2 separate regions of the Homo sapiens genome follow, and region 1 is linked to region 2. Evidence: chromatin contacts called from ENCODE Hi-C data. All regions are on one chromosome and are shown on one strand. The core of a region is the stretch at or near the end of the contact, and the rest is flanking DNA. Distances in the headings are between cores, read along the strand shown.

Region 1 (4,994 bases), core at 2,459-4,958, 2.4 Mb before region 2:
TTTTGTGTTTATGTGTGTATATAAATACAACAGCATAATCATTTGTGCTTGGGTAGGTAAGGATGAAAAAGAGAGAGGTCTAAAAAGGTCTATGGTTTCAAATATGAGTAACTGCTAAGGTAATAGTGGTATTATTAGAAAAAATGGATAACACAGGCTGGGTACAGTAGCTCATGCCTGTAATCCCAGCACTTTGAGAGGCCGAGGCGGGCGGATCACGAGGTCAGAAGATCGAGACCATCCTGGCTAACACGGTGAAACCCCGTCTCTACTAAAAATACAAAAAATTATCCAGGTGTGGTGGCGGGCGCCAGTAGTCCCAGCTACTCGGGAGGCTGAGACAAGAGAATCGCTTGAACCCAGGAGGCAGAGGTTGCAGTAAGCCGAGATCACACCACTGCACTCCAGCCTGGGCAACAGAGCGAAATTCCATCTTGGAAAAAAAAAAAAAAAAAGGATAACACAAAGAGAAAGAATGAGTGGGGAAAATGATGAGTTATATTTTTGACAAAAGTCAGGAATCCAAGCAAAACTGCTCAGTAAGTAGTAAGAAATATAGGGCTAGAGGTAAAAAGGGAAGCTATGCCAAAAGATATATAGACAGTGATTATCTGCACAGAAATGGTACCTGAAGCAATGAGATTTACTTTGGTTACTAATGGAGAGATTGAAGATAAAGAAGAAGACATATTCTAATAAATTCCTCACTTGAGGAATATCTAGAGCTGTGCTGTCCAATATGGTAGTCATTAGCCACATGATACTACTTAAATCAATTAAATAATGAAAACTGTAGTCTTTGTCACACTACATTTCAAGTGCTCAATAGCCACATGTGGCTAGTGGCTACCATATTGGACATCATAAATATAAATCATTTCCAGCATCATAGAAAGCTGTGATGGACAGCACTGATCTAGAGTTTGGTCAGAGCGTAGAAGAACCAGAAGACTCTATTCTCCTGAAGCCAAGGAAAAGAACATTTCAAGGAGAGAATAATCAGTGGTATCAAGTAAAAGTGGGTGACAGCCAACCTCCCCCACCCACAAAAAAACCACAATGAATTTTATGACTTCTAAAGCACTTTCAGCCTAATTATAAAGTTGTAAACTAGATTACAACAGATTTTGGATGAAATGGGTGCCAAATAAGTAACAGATGTAGACAATTCTTTTCAGTAATTTTTCAGTAAGGAAAAACAGAATGAAAACATCAGACAGCTGAAAGAGAATAGAGCTGTTCTATATGTACATGCTTAATATAAGCAGATTTGTGCACTGGCTGGAAGGTTTGGACACCAGTCAACCAGCTATTTACCAACTCTAGCAATCTGAAAGGCCTTTCATGTAGCAATGACAATTGAAGGGACAGAATTACATCATTTTAAAACAATAAGGAGCCTTAAAAATAATCTAATCCACCCCTCCTCACATTATAAAGAAAGCAGAGTTGCCCATGGTCACACACACAACTCAGTGGTATTAAAATTTAGAATAAGAATTCAGGTCAGCTGGGCATGGTGGCTTATGCCTGTATTCCCAGCACTTTGGGAGGCCGAGGCAGGTAGATCACCTGAGGTCAGGAGTTCAAGACCAGCTTGGCCAATATACAAAAAATTAGCCTGGCATGGTAGCAGCCGCCTATAATCCCAGCTACTGGGACGCTGAGGGAGGAGAATTGCTTGAAGCCTGCAGGCAGAGGCTGCAGTGAGCCAAGATGGCGCCATTGCACTCCAGCCTGGGCAACAAGAGCGAAACTCCATCTCAAAAAAAAAAAAAACTCAGGTCTTCCACAACCTAGTCCATTAGACTATCTCATTTAACTGCCTCCTAAGATACAGATCAAAGGTGAAGAAAGCTTCTTCAGTTGAGTTCCACTAATCTACCAAGAAAAAGATAATGTCTATGTTCACATATACAGAACTTTAATTTTTTAGAAATGAAAGGCAGTATTTTACTTCTTTACTTTAAAATTTAGAAAAACTGAGAACTAATCATCAAATATCTATTGCTTTGTAACAAACATCAAAAGAACTTTAAATATTCTCTAATTAAATCTTTACTATAGCCTGAGAGGTAGATGTTTTCACCATTTCACAGATTAGAAAAACATGCATCAGATCAGTAAGGTCCCAAAGCCAGTAAGCGACACTCTATTTGGCTCTACAGTACCATCAATTAGGAAATGGAGGAGAAAATGAGAGAATAGCATAGGCTAGAGAATGGAAATGAGATGTTTATCAAAGTATAAAAGTAACCAGAACAGATTCGTTTACTAATGCCAACCTTAAAAATAAAGCCAAACAAAATCAGGCCTTTAGATAAATATTAATCCAAAAAATGTTTCAAGAAAATAACACCGATTCCCTTTGGAGAGGGGAACTGTGCAGCTGAGGACAGGGACTGAAGGAAGACTTTTCACAGTAAACTCTGTAACTTTTGGAGTTTAACCGTAACAGTGTATTGCTTACTCCAATAAATAAGAAAAAGGTTTAAAAAAAAAACTTCAAATATGTTTTAGTTCCTATCAAGTTTGTAATTGTTAGCACTCTACAATCCTCCAAGAGGCCACAGCAAAACTGAAATTTCAGAAAAAAAAAAAAATCCTAACTTGTGTTCTGAAAAAGGCAAGGCAGAGCTTATATTAAGGGGCAGAAAATTTGCCTTTGGGGATTGGGGGATCAGGAGGGGAGAAAAGCCTATTGCCTGCAACGATCAACTCAATTCCACTGCTATTTTTAGCCCATTTTTTTAGTCTGTTGCTAAGAAACCCTATTGCCTGAAGGCAATTTACTAATAGGAACTTACATGAAGCAGGAGAAACCGGTGATCCTGAAATTCTTTCCAATTAGGCCATTCTATTTTAATCAGTCCATTCTGGTGCCACTTGATAAAATATCTCCTTTCAATCTTTATGTAGCTCTACTGTGATGTTGTTGCACTTAACAGCAAAACAATCATTTATGAAATCTTAATGTAAGGCTTCTGCAAACCAGTATACCAGAAATGGAGAACCATAGTTCTGGACTCTGATTTTTCTATTAATAGTTGTCTTCATGAAAATACCGTGTATTCCAAACAATACCTTGCAAGGTAATTTTATATTTTAAGAGATCTGGTGCAGAGCATCGGAAAAAGAGTTGATAAAGCTATTATAGATAAAAAGCTGTGAACTGAAATTACGATTTGGGAATGAGACGAGAAGAGGGCTGAGACTGCTACTGCAAAACAACCCGGGGGGCGTGCGGATCAGAGCGAGATGTGGGCTGACGCAGAAATCAGCTCAAGATACAAATACGCCAAGAAAGGCTCGAAGCCGGCGGGAACCCTGACGCTTCGCATTTCTACCAACTCAGTTTAAGAAACCCCTAACAACGCAGATGTCATCGCTTCGTTAATTGGTGCCGACGATGAGCCACAGCGACCACGCTCAAACCGTTTCGACTGCAGCCAACCTAGATGTGCCATTTCCACCTAGTCTTCTGCCATCGCTATCTCCCCTATAACCTCAAATTCGTCCAAACTAAAATCTCGCTATGTTAGTGATAAGAAGTTCAGTGATGCAGCAGCCTTCTTCAGCGGTGAGCTCTTTCCTCACACATCTTTAAAAGTCCTTCTAATCCGTTGGTTTCTCGGGCACGCGGGCAGAAAACCGTGCTAACGGCCACAGAGGTTCAAGAGGTGCCAACGTGGCTATAACTGGAAAACTGGATCCGAAATCGACCAGTAAACTGGGTAGCTCGGTCTACGCCCCGCCCACCACCCTTGCTAGCCAATAGCCTTCACAACTCTTCTGCCACTCCCGCCCATTCCAGTGCTGTGCCGCTGCTTTTTCTTCCACTCGGATCTCTTGAGCGCCCTTAGCCCGCTGTATACGCGCCCCTCCTCGGCTTCAGTAGGCAAGAGGGCCATCTGCCCTTCTTTCCTGAAGGTAGAGGGGACAACACCAGCTACGACGGGGACTCCAGAAGTCCATCTCCCGAACAGCAGCGGGGCGAAAAGAAAGAAAAAGGGTTTCCGAAGACTCCTACTCACACCCACGCTTTCCCTTAACCCGGAAGTGATTTCCGCCCCTCCTCTCCCTCTTCGGTTGATACTGGAGGAGAAGGACGGCCAGGTCTGGCCCGGCATGCCCTGGGCTTCCGGTGACCTCTGGCCCTTTTCTGTCGTCCGCTCTCTCTGCCTAGCGTGCTCGCTCGCTCATTGCTTTCCTTCCCTCCCTCGGTCTTCCTTCGCACGCTGTTTGGTGATTGTGGCGCTCGCGACAGACAGGGAGGCGGTGGCAGAGGACACTTGTCATGGCCGCCTCTAAACCTGTGGAGGCAGCGGTGGTCGCAGCCGCTGTACCGAGCTCCGGGAGTGGGGTGGGCGGCGGCGGGACTGCGGGCCCGGGCACGGGGGGGCTGCCGCGATGGCAGCTGGCTCTGGCGGTCGGGGCACCCCTGCTGCTGGGCGCGGGTGCCATATACCTGTGGAGTCGGCAGCAACGGCGCCGGGAGGCCAGAGGCCGGGGCGACGCCAGCGGCCTGAAGCGCAACAGCGAACGGAAGACCCCGGAGGGCAGGGCCAGTCCGGCCCCGGGCAGCGGACACCCTGAAGGTCCCGGTGCTCACTTGGACATGGTGAGAAGCAGCCCCAGGCCGTAGAGGAGGAAACTGGCTCGTGCAGCTTTTCCTTGGCGGGTTGTGTCAGTGAGGGGGCTTCCCATCAGACGGAAGCTGCCAAGCGGCAGCACAACACTTGGGTTTAGGGAGACTCATTTCTGGCTGCCAGTGGAGGGCATAGAGTAGCTCGATGACAGGTTACTGGCATTCTTTGACAGTTTGCTTTTGGTTTCAGAAAAATCCTTTGCTTTTCTTCTCAGTGACACAGCATTTATCCCTAGTGTTGTAGATGGGAGTGGGGCATTTGCAAATGTGATGATTGTATTTAATAAGTGAAGGAAGCTAAATTCGATTAACAATTGGTACATCGTGATACGAACTGTTTCTGTGA
Region 2 (4,456 bases), core at 1,343-3,842:
CTGTTTCAGGGTTTATGGCCGAGACATGAAGGGAATTCTCTTCTTTCTCCTGTCTCCTTGGCATCTTGTTCCTCAGTTACAGAGGAGGAGCGCTAGTCTGTTGATTAGAAATCTGGAGGCTTCTAGACTTTTCCGGACAGATCTTGAGAGCTGCCATCTACAACATTGTTTTCATGAGAAAATTAATTACAGAAACAAAATAACTGACTTTTAAATGAACCTATGGTGGGGACTGGATAGCAGTCTGCATCTTGTCCTCTGGAAGAACTTTTCCAAAAAAAAAAAAAATACCAGAAACAATACATGTAGGAAGGCCATATATTCTAGAAGCCTCCCAGGCAAGGTTGCAGACCATTCTCCACTCCCATCCCATGCCACCCTTACTTCCTCACCTCCTCTTCCTCCTCTCAGGCAAGGTTGCAAGCCATTCTCCACTCCCATACCATCCCACCACACCCTTACTTCCTCCCCTACCTCCTTCCCTCCCTCCCCCTTCCTCCCTCCCTCCCCGCCCCTTCCTTCTTTCCTTCCTTTAGACGGAATTTCGCTCTTGTCACCCAAGCACAAACTAACTTTCCTTCTCTTTTTCTTTTTCTTTTCCGAAACAGAGTTTTGCTCTTGTTGCCCAAGCTGGAGTGCAGTGGTGCAATCTCAGCTCACTGCAACCCCGCCTCCCTGGTTCAACCAATTCTCCTGCCTCAGCCTCCTGAGTAGCTGGGATTACAGGCAGGCACCACCATGCTTGAGTAATTTTTTTGTATTTTTGTTAGAGACGGGGGTTTCACCATGTTGGCCAGGGTGGTCTTGAACTCCTGACCTCGGGTGATCCACCGGCGTCAGCCTCCCAAAGTCCTGGGATTATAGGCGTGAGCTACCGCACCTGGCCCCTTCTCCTTTTCTTCACAGGAATGATGGGCACTGTTTAGGTCTGAAAATGGAACTATCATGACTTTTTTGCTTGCTATGCTAAGAAATCGGAATTATAATGAAAAAAATCAGAGAGAACATACTGATATACTAATTTTGCATTAGAGGAACTCCTACACAAGATGTATGATTTCCCCCTGCAAAGCTGACTTCCATATGTACTTTTGTTCTGTTAGACATCCTGCGGCCATTTTATATGCTGAGAAAATGGTATTTTGTGTTGACATTATAACTTTTTTCTACAACCGTACTGCTTTTCCAAGTGGTGGACGTGTGAGAATTTACCTTTATCTGAATCCCGGGAACAGCAATATTATTCTATATTATCTTGAGTAGATGTCTTGCAGTCAAAATAAAGAGCGAAGTACATTACCAATATCATATCAACTAGAGATTTTTGCTGTTGACTATTCTTTTTTACCCTGTAAGGGCTAAATTTGATGTTACCCTCGAGTTTTTCCAACTGGAACCTGCCAGGAAACTTACTAGTTATACGAGTATTAGTAAAACGTGAAAAAGACCAACAGTTGACTGACTGGTTTGGCTCTAATCTTGTTTCTGCATCTTCCTAGCTGTGTGATCTTGTGCAAGTTAGTTAACCTCTCCTGACTCAGTTTCCTCAACTGTAAAATGGAGGTAATTGCAAGGTTGTAGTGAGGATGAAGTGAGGAGTATTTGAAACACCTAGCGTGGTGCCTTATAGCCAGGAAGAACTCAATTCAAGACTTGCTATTATTGTTAGTTTTAGACAAATACTAGACAAGGGTGTACTTTGTTCCCATTTGTTCATGTGCCACTTGATCCTTAGAAGCAGCCACTGGTCTCAGTCACCTTGACGGAACGAAATGTCGACTTCCTCTGGGTCCTCTGGCTGTCTACAGAGCAAAGAAAGGCACAGGCCCGCCACTGATTTCCCTGCTCCCTCATTTGTGCCTCCTGACTGGAACCAAATGTTCCAAAGCAGGGAGTGTTAGGCTGAAAGGACTCAGATAACTGCATTTCTTCTGTTTCTATAGCCATAGTCGCAACGAATTTCCAGTATCTTTTAAAACTAGGATTGACTCTCTCTCCCGGAGCGAGATGATATAAATGACACTCGGCTTGTACAAATCAGCATTGTGTAGCCACACAGCCCATAAGAAAGCCATGGGAGAACCCGGACCACCAACTCCCTAAACTTGCACCGCTGGTATTCCTCTTCAGGCCTGCTTCTCTATTCATAAAAGGAACGGAGTTGCACCAAAACGCTCTCTCAAATCCTCTCCTGCCGCCCCAAGTTAAAAGAAAAAAAAGGAGAGCCGGGTGGGTGGCTCACACCTATAATCCAGCACTTTGGGAGGCCGAGGCAGGAGGATCGCTTGAGCCCGGGAGGTAAAGGTTGCAGTGAGCCAAGATCGCTACCACTGCACTCCAGCCTGGGCGAGAGTGAGACCTTGTCTCACATACCATAAAAAAAAAAAAAAAAAAAAAAAAAAAAAAAAAAAGAGGAAAAAAAAGGCCATTTATTTCCTTCCATATGGACTAAAGAAACGCCCGGGCGTGAACGCGGAACACCGCCGGGTAGCCAGGCCTCCGGGCTGCCACCACTTGCGGGCCGGCGTGGCGGGGCGGGGCGGGGGCTGGAGCACGGCCCGGAGCGTGCCCACGCTGCCCCGCCTCCAGCCGCTGCGCCGCAACGCAGTGGGCTCGCGGCCGCGAGCAACAGGCCGTGCCGGGTGAGTGGGGCGCTCTCGTGGGCATCCCAGCGCCGGGGCAGGCCGGGTAGTGCCCGATCCCGCGGGGCGCGCGCTGCTGCTTTAGGCACCCGGGCTCGGGTGCGGGTCTGGGAGACCTGTCGGTCGGCGAGAAGCCTCGGTGGCCGGCGCTGTGGTTGCGGGACCTGGGACGCGCTCCCAGGCGTCCCACCTCCCCGGAGACTGGGGCAGGGTGGGTGGGGCCCGGATCTAGGGGTAGGGTCGCGGAAGCCTTGGTTACAGAGAGTCGCACACGTGGCCTGCTAATGGTCGCGACACCGGTGACGAGCGCACGGAAAGTTTGGAGGCTTAGCAAGGAGGGTGGTGCCGGCCTCCGCCCGGTGGTGGCAGAACTGCCTGTGCGAGCACGGCTTCCACGTGGGCTGCGCCGCCGGGCGTCATGTCGGGCCTAAGAGACACGCTCTACAGCTGTGAAATCTGAAGTTCAGGTGTGTGGGGAGAAGGGCAGCTGCATTACATCATATGCTTCCAATTCATTTACCAGCAAATAATTCCGCAACGATTGGCCGACAGCTGGGTTGTCCAACAGGTTACTGAGACCAGGTTATTCACTGTTTTCAGGAAGGATAGACTGGGAGGAAGAGGATCTGATTTCGCCACTCATTAGCTGTAAATCTGGTGCCTCGGGTTTCATGTCACTGGGCTCATCTTTGAGCAGAGGAACCTGATTTACTCAGCTTCTTCTGCTGGTACTGGTTTTTGCCTCCTGGACATCAAGCTTTGTAACCTCATGGTCACGAAAATACATTGAGGTATAGTCCGTTTCCTCTCTAAAATCAGACTAAAAAGATAACTGCTGATCACTCCTTTAGGTCAATAGGAGAACCAGTTTTCCCTCTGGATTGATTAACATATCTCTGAGCCAAAAAGAAATGTTTTAGATCAGTCTGGGCAACCTTGTTACAAGCAATATATAATTTCTGACAGCCGTGTGTTTAACTGAGCTGCGTTTGACTGTTGTCCTCCATTAGTGGACCTAAAATTCATCTAGAGAGCGTATTACGTTAATGCAGATTATGGGCCTCAGCCATCAGAAGTGGCAATCCAGTGGGCTTGATGAGGGCCCAGAAATTTGCATGCTAACAACCTTGCTGGTAACTCTGAACTACATTCTGTAAAACTGCCCAGGGGATGTAGAAATTCATACTTCCCTCCCCGATTTAGTAATAACTACTGATGTCTAAAGTGCCTTTTAGCTTTTACGATACTCTTGAATCCTGAAGTGACAGCTGCAATCAGAAAAATAATCCCCTCTGCACAGGCCATCTGTTTTTTCCGTAACTGTTTTGTGTAAGGCCTTTGTGGTTTGTCTCCAAAATTGTATACAGACAAAAGATGAAAATGTGAAAAATTCAGCAGACATTTCTTGAGGACCTCCTATGTACCACACCGTGCTTGTTTCCGGGGATATACAAATCCTTTCCTTCAAGAGCTTCCTCACGTCTTCATGTCCTCAAATATTATAGAAAAGGAGGTTAGGGTACCTTTAAAATATAGTGACTGTCTGTCTGTTGCCTATAGTATGGTTGTCAACATTGATTTTCTTATAGGGTTTATCTGTGGGGTAGTCACCAAAGTATGAACTGTAAATCTTTTAGTCTTTTTACATTTAATGCTTATAGTCAACTCAAATGGAAAACAATTGCTCTTCAAAAACTTTTCTGTGATTTTACAGAAATATTTACTCCTATTGGGGTGGTCTCTAAGGCTTATGGGCAAGGTTGTGTTGGCTGTACTATTCTAGACAAAGCATTGTCTTCTTTAATTACTATAGT

The links. A loop is a pair of places that touch in the nucleus more often than their neighbours do. Pooled maps may share reads with other maps.
Region 1: a loop to region 2 is called in a pooled map, with 6 times the contacts of the local background. The contact joins the promoter of LNP1 here to the promoter of RIOX2 in region 2. A Hi-C loop is called at or near these places in 7 of 50 pooled maps.

Annotation. Positions count from the first base shown.
Region 1 is chr3:100,400,253-100,405,246 of GRCh38, reverse strand. LNP1 (leukemia NUP98 fusion partner 1) reads right to left here and starts at 3,708. Exons shown (of 4, transcript NM_001085451.2): 1 at 2,808-3,708. TOMM70 (translocase of outer mitochondrial membrane 70) reads left to right here and starts at 4,158. Exons shown (of 12, transcript NM_014820.5): 1 at 4,158-4,621. The coding sequence starts at 4,298. RefSeq lists silencers at 3,690-3,769, 4,380-4,459 and enhancers at 3,830-3,919, 3,930-3,979, 4,030-4,139, 4,821-4,994.
Region 2 is chr3:97,970,567-97,975,022 of GRCh38, reverse strand. RIOX2 (ribosomal oxygenase 2) reads left to right here and starts at 2,592. Exons shown (of 10, transcript NM_153182.4): 1 at 2,592-2,642. LOC124909398 (a long non-coding RNA gene) reads right to left here and starts at 2,370. Exons shown (of 2, transcript XR_007095976.1): 1 at 1,213-2,370; 2 at 1-157. RefSeq lists a silencer at 2,408-2,847 and an enhancer at 3,118-3,377.